2 separate regions of the Homo sapiens genome follow, and region 2 is linked to region 1. Evidence: chromatin contacts called from ENCODE Hi-C data. All regions are on one chromosome and are shown on one strand. The core of a region is the stretch at or near the end of the contact, and the rest is flanking DNA. Distances in the headings are between cores, read along the strand shown. Region 1 has its middle 25 kb from the start of EDN1. Region 2 has its middle 46 kb from the start of LINC02530.

Region 1 (6,163 bases), core at 908-3,407:
CGGGCGCAGTGGCGCATGCCTGTAATCCCAGCATTTTGGGAGGCCGAGGTGGGCAGATCACGAGGTCAGGAGATAGAGATCATTCTGGCCAACATGGTGAAACCCCGTCTCTACTAAAAATACAAAAATTAGCTGGGCGTGGTGGCGCACACCTGTAGTCTCAGCTACTCAGGAGGCTGAGGCAGGAGAATCGCTTGAACCCGGGAGGTGGAGGTTGCAGAGCTGAGATCACGCTACTGTTCTCCAGCCTGGTGCCAGAATGAGACTCCATCTCAAATGTATATATACACACGTATATATACATATAAGTGTATATATATGTATATATGTGTATATATACATATATTACATATATAACATAACACATATATTACCTCTATAACATACATATTACATATATATTACATAGATGTTACATATATTATATATACACGTATACATATATCTATATATACACGTATATATAGATATATATAAAATGTTAGCTATTCCTCACCCTGGCTGTGAACTTTCGTTTCTCTCCACCCAGGCTTTTGAAATGCCACTTTCTCATAGAAGAATGGCTTTTCTTCAAGGTTCTGCTGGTGAGCTGTTTTTTAAATGTGTTCTCTTCTGTGAGGCTTTCCTGGACTTCTCAAGGCAAAAAGGCTTTGTGGTCTCTCCTCTGGTATTTGTTAACAAGTCTGATTCCCCACTTGACAGAGAGCTCTTGTAGGGGAGGCACGGCATCTTTTTTTTATCTCTGTGTTCTCAGCATCCAGAGAAGGCACGCTTTGAATGTCTGTTAATTGAGATGACAATCCCAACCCCATATTGCAAGGAGAATGATTGGAATCTCTCCCATACTTGGCTTTAAAGTCATCTACAAGCCTGAACTGAGAGTCTTAGAGACTTTCAGGCCAGAAGGTACTAAGAGGTTTGTCAAGTCACAGACTGAAGAAAATATTTGCAATACATATATCTGATAAAAGACTGGGCATCTCTCTGGAATATCAGTTTCTAAGAAATGGTGCTAACACATCCTTATAATAAATCAGAAAAACGGTGCCTGGTAACTCAGGTTTCCACATGCAACTCCTTTCATTACTGGAAATAAAAATTGTTTTACTTTGACCAAAGTAGATGATGTCTTCCAGTATAAAAAAAAAAAAAACACTCCTCCCCAGCATCAACCTACCTCTGTTGTTTTTGTACATGAATATGTTATTAGCAGCAATGACAGACGGCTAACATCTGAGTCCAGCCACTTGACAATCATTCGAAGTCAGCAGGAACAGACGTGCTGAAATAAAAAAAGACGAGATGAAGTGCTCTACCTAGGGAACACCGCCTTGCAATATATACGTGTCACTGACCTCTACTTAGGAATGTGAGTGCAAATTGTCCTCTGGCTATGGGCAACAACATAAGCCACGAAATGAAAGAGCTCCAAATAAATTAAAATGATAAATTTAGCGATTTAGTGTGAACATAAAAAGCTTTACAACTTCACGAATTAAAAAAACAGTTTCAATGTTAGAAGTCAAGAGAGCAGCTCCCTTTAGGGGGTGGGGTGGTAGTGGGCAGAGGAGAGCCTGGGGGACTTCTGTCTTCTGTTTCTTGGTCTGGGTGCTGAGAACATAGGCGTGTTCACTTTGGAGGAATGCTCCAAGCTGCACATCAAGATATATGCTCTTTCCCGTATGTGTTATGTTTCAAAAAAGCTTACCCCTTCCTCCTCTCAAAAAGCATTTTTTCCCTTTCATTTTTTTATTTCTTCTTCTTCTTCTCTCTCTCTCTTTTTTTTTAACTAGATACACGCTGAACAAACAAAATATGCAAAGAATAATAGTTTGAAGGGGTGCCAGCATGCTAGCGTGCCTCTGGAAGCGTACATGCCTTGGTCTGGACTGGGCATCAGATGTGCATTTTCACTTGATGTAATTCATTTCCTTGTTCCATGACCCAGCTTTCCTCTTTGGGGTAAAGGCCCGTCCAGCATTTTTCTTGGACAAGGTCTCCACCTTTGCTGCATCCAGGGAGACTCCTTCAGTGCCACGGTCCTGCCTCAGGTTAGTTTCCTTGTACGTGTTGCCTGGCTTTGTCAGGTCTTAATGCCATCCTGAAGCTGGTAAAATGAGCCAAGTGACTTCATCTCTCATGGCACACCTTGAGGACATTACTTGGGCACAAGCCAATTCACTGCTCACAGCCCGAGAGACATTTTTTTCCCATGAGCTAGCTCCTCTCCTCCTCTCTCACAAATAACTTCCTCTATGGGAAAGGACACATCAGAGAACAAGGAGCATTGTAACGGGTGAGAAATATGCTTGACATGGGGAAGGAGATGCCGTCCTCACTCCCTCCTTCCCCACCCTCCCACACTCATCTGTCAACTCTAATTTCTCACTAATGCTTGGGTTTCACTCTAAGCTCCCTTTGCTTGCTCGTGCCCACCAACAGAAATATCCAGGAAAAGAAAGAGCATCAGGAATGACTGGCCTGTGTGCAAGCAATTCCTTGTTGTTGCTGACTGCCTTCTGCAGCTTGGCGAATTTGACTCTTGGAATGCACGGACAGAAGTAGCATTTTTCTCTCCACCAGAAGTCTGACACTGACCATGTCAATGAGCGTCAATTGGCAGTACGTGTGTGTTGGTTGACCCTTTACATCAAGACCAAGCTAAGCATTTGCTTTCCTTTGGTCAATTCCACTGGTCCTTCCTTTTGGTCAATCCCATCGCTCTCTGACCCAGGGCCAGAGGAACATAGCATTTCTCCTAACTTGGACAATGTTGCAACACCAAAAAGGCTTGTACTGAAGTACGGAGGAGGTAGATGTGAAGAGTCATCCTTTTGTCAGATTGCAAAGGTGTTGCAGCCCATTAGTTTCAGGATGTTTTTATTTTGTTCCCTTCCAGTAAATGTTTTCAGAGATTTTGCCTCGGGTTTTTAAAGATGTTTTATAAGTTATGGGTCTCTTTAAAATTTTTAATCATCTTAATGAGGTATAATTTATATACAATAAAATGCCTAGACAGTGATCCCATTTGATGGATTTTACAATTATATATACCCATCCAAACCAAGATAGAAAACACCTCCTTCACCCAGAAAACCCCTCATTTCCTTTTCCAGTCAGTTCCCTCACACACACTCACTCCTGCCCTACCCCCAGCCCCACTAGAGCCTAGGAGAAGTCACTGTTCTGATTTCTTTCACCATAAGTTAGCTTTGCTTCTATAAAATGTAGCACCTCAGTATATATTCTTTTAGGTCTTGCTAATTTTGCTCAACATAATGTTTTTGAGATTTGTTCATGTTATTGCCTTTGTCAGCAGTTTGTTCTACTTTATTGCTGAGTAATATTCCATTGTACAAATATATGACAATACATTTATCAATTCTCCTGTATGAGTACAATGGAATTGTTTCTATTTGGAGCTGTTACTAAGAGTGCTGTGAGCACTCTTGTAAAAGTCTTTTTTATGTTCTTTTTTTCCATTTCTCTTGCATAAATATCTGAGAGTAGAATTGCGGGGCCATAAGTAGGTTTATGGTTAACTTTATATGAAAGTTCCAAAATTTTTCCAAACTGGTTATACCATTCTTATATTCTTACCAGCAGTGCCTGGGATATCGAATTGCTTCATGCTTGGTATTGTCAATATTTTTATTTTACTTAGTCCAACATTTGGTATTATCACAGTTTATTTACTTCAGCTATGATGATTTGTGTGAAATGCCATTTCACTGTGGCATTAGTTGGCATTTCCCTGATGATCTACGGTGTTGAGCTTACTGGCCATTCGTTCTTCCTATGTGATAGGCACGTTCATGTATTTTGCCTGTTTTTACAAATTGACTTTTTTGTGTTTTTATTGTTGGTTTTTAAGAGTTCTCTATACATCCTGGATATGAGTCCTTTATTAGACATATGTATTGCATAGGTATTTTCCAGTTTGTAGCTTGAGAATTTATTTTTTAATGATGGCTTCTGATGAACAGAAATTATTAATATTTATGAAGTCTGACATCATTTTTTTTAAATTACTCCTTTTTATGTCCTGCTTAAGACATCTTTGTCTTCCCAAATGTTGTGCTATATTCTCAAGGTTCCTCTTAGAGACTTTAGGTTTTTAGTCTTTATGTTTTTGTCTATGATCCATATCAAATTAATTTTTGTGCACGGTATAAGGCGGGGGGTGGTCAAGACTCATTTTTTCCCCCAATATCCAGGTGTTCTAGCACTATTTGTCTAAAAGTCTTTCATTTCCCCATTGGAATGACTTGGTGCTTTTGTTAAGAAGCCATTAGTATATGTGTGTGTGTGGCTATTTCTGGGTTCTCTATTTTGTTCCATTGATCTATTTCTGGACTCCTTTCATTTCCATAGATCACTATCACAATATCTATAGCTGTAGAGTATGTTTTCAGATTGATTAGTGTAAGATCTCTAACTTTGTTCTTTTTTATCAAGATCGTTTGGCTGTTTTGTGCCCTCTGGGTTTCTGTATTTATTTTAGAAACAACTTGGCACTTCCTTTAAAAAATGATGCTTGAATTTTGATCGAATTGGGTTGAATTTATCCTCGATTTAGGAAGGATGGATATCTTAACAACATTCAGTCTTACAAAAACAGTATGCCTTTTTGCCGGGCACAGTGGCTCACGCCAGTAATCCCAACACTTTGGGAGGTTGAGGTGGACAGAACACAACAGGCCAGGAGTTCGAGACCAGCCTGGTCAACATGGTGAAACCCCATCTCTACTAAAAATACAAAAATTAGCCAGATGTGATGGTGCATGCCTGTAATCCCAGCTACTTGGGAGGCTGAGGCACAAGAATCACTTGAACCAGGGGGGTGGAGGTTGCAGTGAGCTGAGATTGTGCCACTGGACTCCAGCCTGGGCGACAGAGCAAGACCCTGTCTCAAAATAAATAAATAAGTAAACAGATAAAACTAGACTAAATAAAAGAAACCAGTGTGGCTTTTTATTAAGTTAGGTTTTCAGTTTCTTTTAACAATGTTTTGTAGTTTTCAATGTAGAGATCTTGCATATTTCATTATATTTATTCCTAGCCATTTAATTGTGTGGTCATATTTTAAAATTTTTATTTGCCAGTTTTTATTGTTAGTGCAGAATATATACTGACTTTTACCCTAAAGCTTTGCTGCACTCTTTTATTACTTTTAAAAATATTTGTGTAGATTCCATGGAGTTTGCTATGTCACATGTTCTTTGAATAACAATGATTTTTTCCTTTAGAATGTTTGTGCTTTTTATTGCATTGACTTACTCTATAAAATTACCATATCTTCTAGAATATTGCTGAATAGAAGTGTTGAGTGAATGTTCTTGCCTTGCTCCTAATCCTAGTGGAAAAGGATTTAATGTTACTAGTTTAAAGAATAATCTGTAATTTGATTGAGAAAATTTCCTCTATTTCTAGTTTGCTGATAGTTTTTATCGTGAATCAGTGTTGAATTTCATCAAGTTCATTTTCTGCATCTATTGAGATGATTTTTTTCTCCTTTATTCTCTTAATGTGGCAATTTACACTGATTTATTTTCACACATTGAACCAATCTTACATTTCTGAATATATCCCACTTGGTCATGACTTATTTTTTCATTATAGCTTTTTGTGTGTTGCCAGATTTGATTTGCCAATATTTCCTTAAGGCATATATAGGTGTGTGTGTGTGTATATATATACACACACATATATATATATATACATATATACATATATATACACATATATACATATATACATATATACACATATATATACATACATACCTATATATACATATGTGTGTATATATATACATATGTGTGTGTGTATATATATATATATATTTATAAGTTTAAAAGTTATTTCGAAAATATAGGCTGAGTATCCCTTACCCAAAATGTTTGGGACCCAAGGTGGTTTGGAATTTGGACTTTTTTTGGATTTTGAATAGTTAGATAAATATAATAAGATATCTTGGGGATGGGACCCACGTCTAAACACAAAATGCATTTATATTTTATATATACCTTACATACATAGCCTGAAGGTAATTTTACATAATATTTTAAATAATTTTGTGCATGAAACAAATTTTGATTGTGTTTTGACTATGACCTGTCACATGAGGTCAGGTGTGGAATTTTCTACTTGTGGTGTCCTG
Region 2 (6,436 bases), core at 1,581-4,080, 220 kb after region 1:
TCTTTCCTATGACTCAGGTAAACTCAACATGGGCCACTTTGCAACTAGAATTGACACAAGCTGTGGCCACTCGTCTGAATTCTCTGGCTCTCAGCTTTTATTGGAAGGTCTCCAGAAACAACCTAAATTCTTATTGTAATTTCAGGTTTGTTCCAACTCAAACAAGTTACCTGAGTGATTTCTAGAGAGTATGTGAGCTGATGCAGACTAGATTTGAGCTGTTTTAAGTTCCATCAAAGTCCTAGTGAGATAAACATCCCATTTGTATAATCCTGAGTTCATAGGTATCAATAACCTAGCAGACCAATATTTGTGTGTAGATTAGTGCCTTTCGAGGAGCCATCTGTATCCAGTTTTTGTTTTATTGGTGGTAAGTTTACCTGACATTTTTAGTCACGATATACAGGATGATGCAGAAAATATGCTGATATGGTCACCCAAGAAAAACCGGAAACATGGTAATTTCCAACGTGCTTTCTTTAGGAAGACAGGAAAGAATGTGGTGAGTGTATATTTATGAAGGCTCGTTGTATGCACTATTTAGTTTTTGAGTAAAGACCTTAAAGCTTAACTCTCCAGAAAGCTTCATGCTCTTTCTCTACTCTGTTATTATATCTCTACTCTGCATGATATTAATATTTCCAGATTTTTAACTCTCTGCTTAGCGTTTATCTAAGGTTTATTTTCTGCCTTATATAGTACTGGTAAACTAGTCCCTTGAGGGTTCTTCTTTTCACTTGTTATTCCCATTACCTTTTCATTGCATTTGCAAAAGATATTCCAGGACACATTTTAGGCATTTCCTTGCTAATGTCTTGCTTGAAAATAGCATATTCTCAAAGGAAACCCGTTTTACTTCATGAAGTATAGAGGGGTCATTACCTATTCTGATAGGCTAATTCAGGTTTGGTTGTGTTAAAGTGGCTCACGTGATCAAGGATTTATAGATGCTGATTTACTCTGAATGTTTATCCCTTATTCTTATAGCTGAGGCTGTTTGGCCAGGTCATTTAACAACGCCAAAATGATTGTTTAAAGCAAGACAATGTACTTATGTGGTGGTGTGTGCAATGTAAAGCCCTAACCTAGAAGATTGACACTTAAGACTTGACAGAAACATTCTTTTTGCAGCAAAATAAACAGTTTTTTCTTCTCCTAGATAAGGTAGAGCACTTTTTTATTAATCCATATGGTTTGTTCTCTTGCATAGGAAACCACTAAAGACAACAATTTTCCAGATCTCTTCCTCCAAGTTTTCATTATCAATAAATGCTTGTGATATCAGCTGAGGTTTTTTAGCCCACACATCCGGCTTGTATCTTAATTGCAATAACTTCTTGTCACAAACAGCCAATGTAGTGATGTATGGAAAAAGTGGATTTTTTCCTTGTCCCTCGAGTCTGCCCTAACCCCCACCTTCAGCCCCCTCTGCCTTTCCCCCATTCCCAACCTCACGGAGCCCGGAAAGTCTTTCAGCATTCCTGGAAAGTTACATAAGACACCAGAAGTAGATAACATTGTATGTTTCCAGTTTAAAATGCAGAATGTTTATGCCTGTAAGGAGAGAAGAATGAAAGAATGTCCCTTTCGGAAATCATATCTGAAATGACTGGGGGGCTGACAAGTGCTTCCCTTACAGTAAAAATAATGTTTAAGGACTTGAAGTGTTTTTTACTACCTGGTAAATAGCAAGTTCTTTGTTCCTTAAGTACAAATCCTAAGCACCTAAAAGCCCATATTACAGCCAACTAGGCTGAGCATTCCAAGTTCTTATTTGAGGCAAGGGCAGTAGAAGTGAAATTTTATTTTTTATTTTATGAAAGTATGTATGTATGTATTTATTTATTTTGAGATAGGGTCTCACTCTGTTGCCCAGGATGGTGTACAGTGGTGAGATCACAGCTCACTCTAACCTTGAACTCCTGGCCTCGATTGATCCTACCACCTCAGCCTCCTGAGTAGCTGGGACTACAGGCACATGCCAAAAGACCTGGGTAATTTTGTTTTGTTTTGTTTTGTTTTTGAGACAAAGTCCCGCTCTGTTGCCCAGGCTGGAGTGCAATGGCACGATCTCGGCTCACTGCAACCTCTGCCTCCCAGGTTCAAGCAATTCTCCTGCTTCACGCTCCCGAGTAGCTGGGATTACAGGCACGCACCACCACAACTGGCTAATTTTTGTATTTTTAATTGAGATGGGGTTTCGCCGTGTTGGCCAGGCTGGACTCCAACTCCTGACCTCAGGTGATCTGCCTGCCTCTGCCCCCTAAAGTGCTGGGATTACAGGCATAAGCCATCACACCTGGCTTTTTTTTTTTTTTTTTTTTTTTTGTAGAGACAGGGTCTCACTGGGTGCCCAGGCTGGTCTCAAACTCCTGGCGTCAAGTGACTGTCCTACTTTGGCCTCAAAAAAGCACCGGGATTATGGGTGTGAGCCACTGCCCCCAATTCCCAGTCTTCTTTTAAGGGTATGGAGGGCAAAGGGTTGAGGACGAGAGTCTTGGCATGGCATGAAAGAAAGGCAAGCCAGGTTCCACTGTTCGCTTCTGATTATCCCTCAAATGCCTAAATCACTGCTATGGAGAGTTTGGTCTCCCCAAACCCAGAGTCTCAATCACATAGACTGCTCCCGTTTGGTGTGGGACAAACCTTCTGAGAACAGAAGCCACTGTGCTACAATTTGGAAGAGGAGAGCATTTAGTTAGAAAATGGAAGCACCAAAAACAGAGGTTTGATGTATAAACATATTTGCCCAAATCAACATACCACACAGAATTGGCTCTTCCGTGGCCTCCTGACCTTGCCCTTCCCTTCAGTGAGGTCAGCACGGAGACACGCAGCCCCGTGGCTGGTTCCAACACACTGCAACGGTCTCCAGGGCAACACTGGCTGAAGGTCATTTCGGTGCTGCCCAATTTCCAGGAAGCGGCTGTTCTCTGTGGTCTGGCATCGGGGTGGAAAGTTTAACCTGAGCACAAGGGGAAGGTGGTTGGTTTCTGCAGACTCTGCATTCTTTTCTCTGGTGGGTCAGATTTGTGAGCAAGGATTGGCTCCCACCTAGATAGTAAATATTTTTGAAAGGTCTGTGGAGTGTAGACATGACCTTTGCCCAATGGACTTACCACCCATCTGGATAAGTAGCAACCAAAGGAAGATGCCGAGCATCTCTGCTCCTTTCCTTAGAAGGGGAAGTGACTTGAGAAATGGAATGAATTAACAAGGAATGAAAAACACAAAAGGGTTTAGGGCAGTTTCTTTCCCCTGTCCCTATTGGCCCCTATTCTTATCATTTCTTTGTGATGTTGCTGATTCTAGTTTACTTTTTGAAACGGAATTATGCCACGGGAGGGGTGTAGGTCTGCTGATACTAAAATAAATGCAGGGTTTAGCAATAACTCTCTTCACAGCAATGACTCCTCTTTATTTTAAATATTGTCTCGGCCAGTTCTTTCTTGCGTGTCCTTTTACTTAATATCATTGATGATACTTATTCTCATGGGCACTCATCAAAAGTTGATGGAACCCCTACTAAGCACCAGGCACTGTGCTAAGCCCTGAGACTAGAAAACAGGCAATTACACTACAGTGTGTAAGTGCTATGGAGGTCAAGAGGAAGTAAAGTTACCCAATCTGAGGGACAGCCCAGTGTGATGGCCTTGAAGGGATGATCTTGGGCACCAGGTAACCTGCAAAGATCCTTAACCTGGTACAATCCTTCATCTCTCTCTAATATTTTCTATCGAGGCATTTTATGAATTGCCTCCTGGCTAAAAGTGACTGCATAAGTCACTTTTAAGCGTTTCATGTCTAGAAAAACCTAAGGGTAAAGAGGGCAAAAGATAGCATCACCTTACAAACAGGACCCTATATCCCATGGTCTCCATGCCTCAACATGGTGGCTCACACGAAGAAAGACTCCCACATGAGGACTTCAATTGTAGTTGTTTACCTTCCTAATGAACCAAATAACTGAAGCTGATTAAACTCTTCTTAAGAAATAATCACTCGCTCTAAGAAACTTCCACAGGAAACCTGAACATTTTTATTATACCTGGAAGATCAAAGTAGAATGAAGAGATCTGGGGAGGTGGAAGCTGGTAGTGATGTCTCTCATCCTGGTGATTTACAACAATCACCACATATGTGGCATCTGAATGACAGAAGCTAGAAAGACTCTCAGGAGAATATTTCACACTTAACATTGACAGAGAAGAGCCCCAAATCCAGGGAAACCAGCTGATCTAAGTAAAATCAGCCCCAATAAACAATAGCTCATAGCCCTTCACAATCACTTTATGGATCGGTGTTATCCCATTTTACAGATGAGGAAATTAAGGTTTAAAGAGATGAAGCTACTTGAGCAAGATCATCCCAAATCACCTTTTACTGGTTTCAAAGCCTGACAACAGGCACGGCAATACTTTCTCATGTCCGGAGTTTATTTATGTCAGACACACAGCTTGGGTAGCTTCAGAGCTACCCAAGGCTCTGGAGCCTTAACCATAATGCAATATTATATAAAATTAAGGGATTTCTTGAAATAAATTATCCTCTATGGAAGGGGTTGGCAAACTACTGCTCACAGTCCAAATCCAGTCCTCTGCCTGTGTTTTCAAATAAAATTTCATTGAACATTCTCATTCGTTTGTGTATTATCTGTGGTTACTTTCAAGCCACAATGGCAAGGATAAATAGGTGCAACAGAGACCACAGGTCTTGCAAATCTGAAATTATCCACTACCTGACCCTTTACAGAATAGTATAAAAGTGTTACTATAAAATGAGTTTATCTGTCTATATATTATTCTCACTCAATAATTTACAATGCTTCAAACATTAACCCTGAGGCTATTTGCAACTTCCAAATGTATCCTCCAAATAATGAAAGACTCAAGTCTACTTCATGCAGTTTTAGGGGTAAGTATATTTTATATTATTCATATCTACTTTAGGTGAACTTAGTATAATTCTCTTAGCTAAAACATTCTATTTTCCAAACATCCTGGATAATAAAAATCTTAATGTGATGGTACTCTACAATCTCTAGTATTTAACTCAAATTGTTACAGTTAAAAGTTACATACTGGTTATGAAATTAACAAATTTATTCATATTTAAACATGGTTTAGGTTTTCATTTTGTTTTCCAATCTCCCACCTATGCAATTTGATTTCTGTTGCTTGCTGTGGCTCTACAGTAAGTATTGTATTTCTCCTTCTTACCTTCAAAGACAGATAGCTCTTGTGTTTTCCCATATCTGAAACGTCAACCAGTCAGTAAAATGCACTTATTCCCTCTCTTTCCAATACCATCTATTTTTCTTTTCCTATGATTCATTTATATTAGCTTACCAATATTCTTTTATTTCTCTCATCTAAAAACAAAATTTTCTTGTAACGAAATTTGCTTTCTATTGTCCCATTTCATAGGATCTCCATGAAGCAAAACTCCTTCAGCAATTTCTTCAATTTCTCTTCTTTCATACCCTTTTAAACTCTTCCAACCTGGCCTCCACTCCTCACCCCCACTCCAACCATTGTACTAAAACTGTTCTGAAGAAGGGTACCAGTGACCTTGTTGCAAAATTCATATTTGACTCTCAATCCTCATACCACCTGACCTACCACCAGCGGCATCTGAGGTACTTGTTTGCTGTATTCTTCCTGATGCACTTTCTTGCTTGGGCTTCCAAGATACCACACTATCCCACACTCTGGTGTGATCTCTGTTCTGTCAGGGTTCACATTTAGAACTGTGCCTGGCACATGGTAGGTGCTCAGAAAATAACCGTTTAAGAAACTTGAGACCTCTGTTGCATCACAAAATATATTCACACCACTGCTATCAAGATACTATTAGAAGTTGTTTGAAGGCTTGTTAGCAAAATATGCTTATGTTACAGCCTGATGATCATGTTTCAATACAAAAATATGAAGTACTTTTATCACAATAGCCATCTTTTATCAATATGTTATGTATATACTATCTTCATTTAAGGTATTTAAGAAACCATGGTCTTTATCCCAGTATTCTTTTCTTTTTCTTTTAATCTTAATTTCTTCTAAAAAAAAATGGGATACATGTGCTGAACCTGCAGGTTTGTTACGTAGGTATACGTGTGCCATGGTGGTTTGCTGCACCTATTGACCCATCCTCTAAGTTCCTTCCCCTCACCTCCCATCCTGCAACAGGCCCGGCTGTGTGTCATTCCCCTCTCTGTGTCCGTGTGTTCTCAATGTTCAACTCCCACTTATGAGTGAGAACATGCAGTGTTTGGTTTTCTGTTTCTGTGTTAGTTTGCTGAGGATGATGGCTTCCAGCTTCATCCATGTCCCTGCAAAGGACATGATCTCATTCTTTTTTATGGCTGCATAGTATTCCATGGTGTATATGTACCACATTTTCTTTATTCGGTCTATCATTGATGGGCATTTGGGTT

Evidence for each region. Hi-C counts contacts between places; a loop is a spot of excess contacts on that map. Pooled maps may share reads with other maps.
Region 2: a map of endothelial cell of umbilical vein shows a loop between it and region 1 (4-fold over the local background). The contact joins two enhancer-like sites. A Hi-C loop is called at or near these places in 2 of 168 maps with a recorded cell type or tissue (Calu3 and endothelial cell of umbilical vein) and 4 of 50 pooled maps.

The regions. Positions count from the first base shown.
Region 1 is chr6:12,312,179-12,318,341 of GRCh38, forward strand. No RefSeq gene overlaps it. Among named protein-coding and RNA genes, the nearest start is that of EDN1, 25 kb to the left of the region's middle. Within about 2 kb of position 2,158, at least 9 of the 41 ENCODE cell types and tissues checked have a DNase peak (open chromatin) inside an H3K27ac peak, as active enhancers do; they include endothelial cell of umbilical vein, where a contact is called at or near this core.
Region 2 is chr6:12,536,166-12,542,601 of GRCh38, forward strand. No RefSeq gene overlaps it. Among named protein-coding and RNA genes, the nearest start is that of LINC02530, 46 kb to the right of the region's middle. Within about 2 kb of position 2,831, at least 7 of the 41 ENCODE cell types and tissues checked have a DNase peak (open chromatin) inside an H3K27ac peak, as active enhancers do; they include endothelial cell of umbilical vein, where a contact is called at or near this core.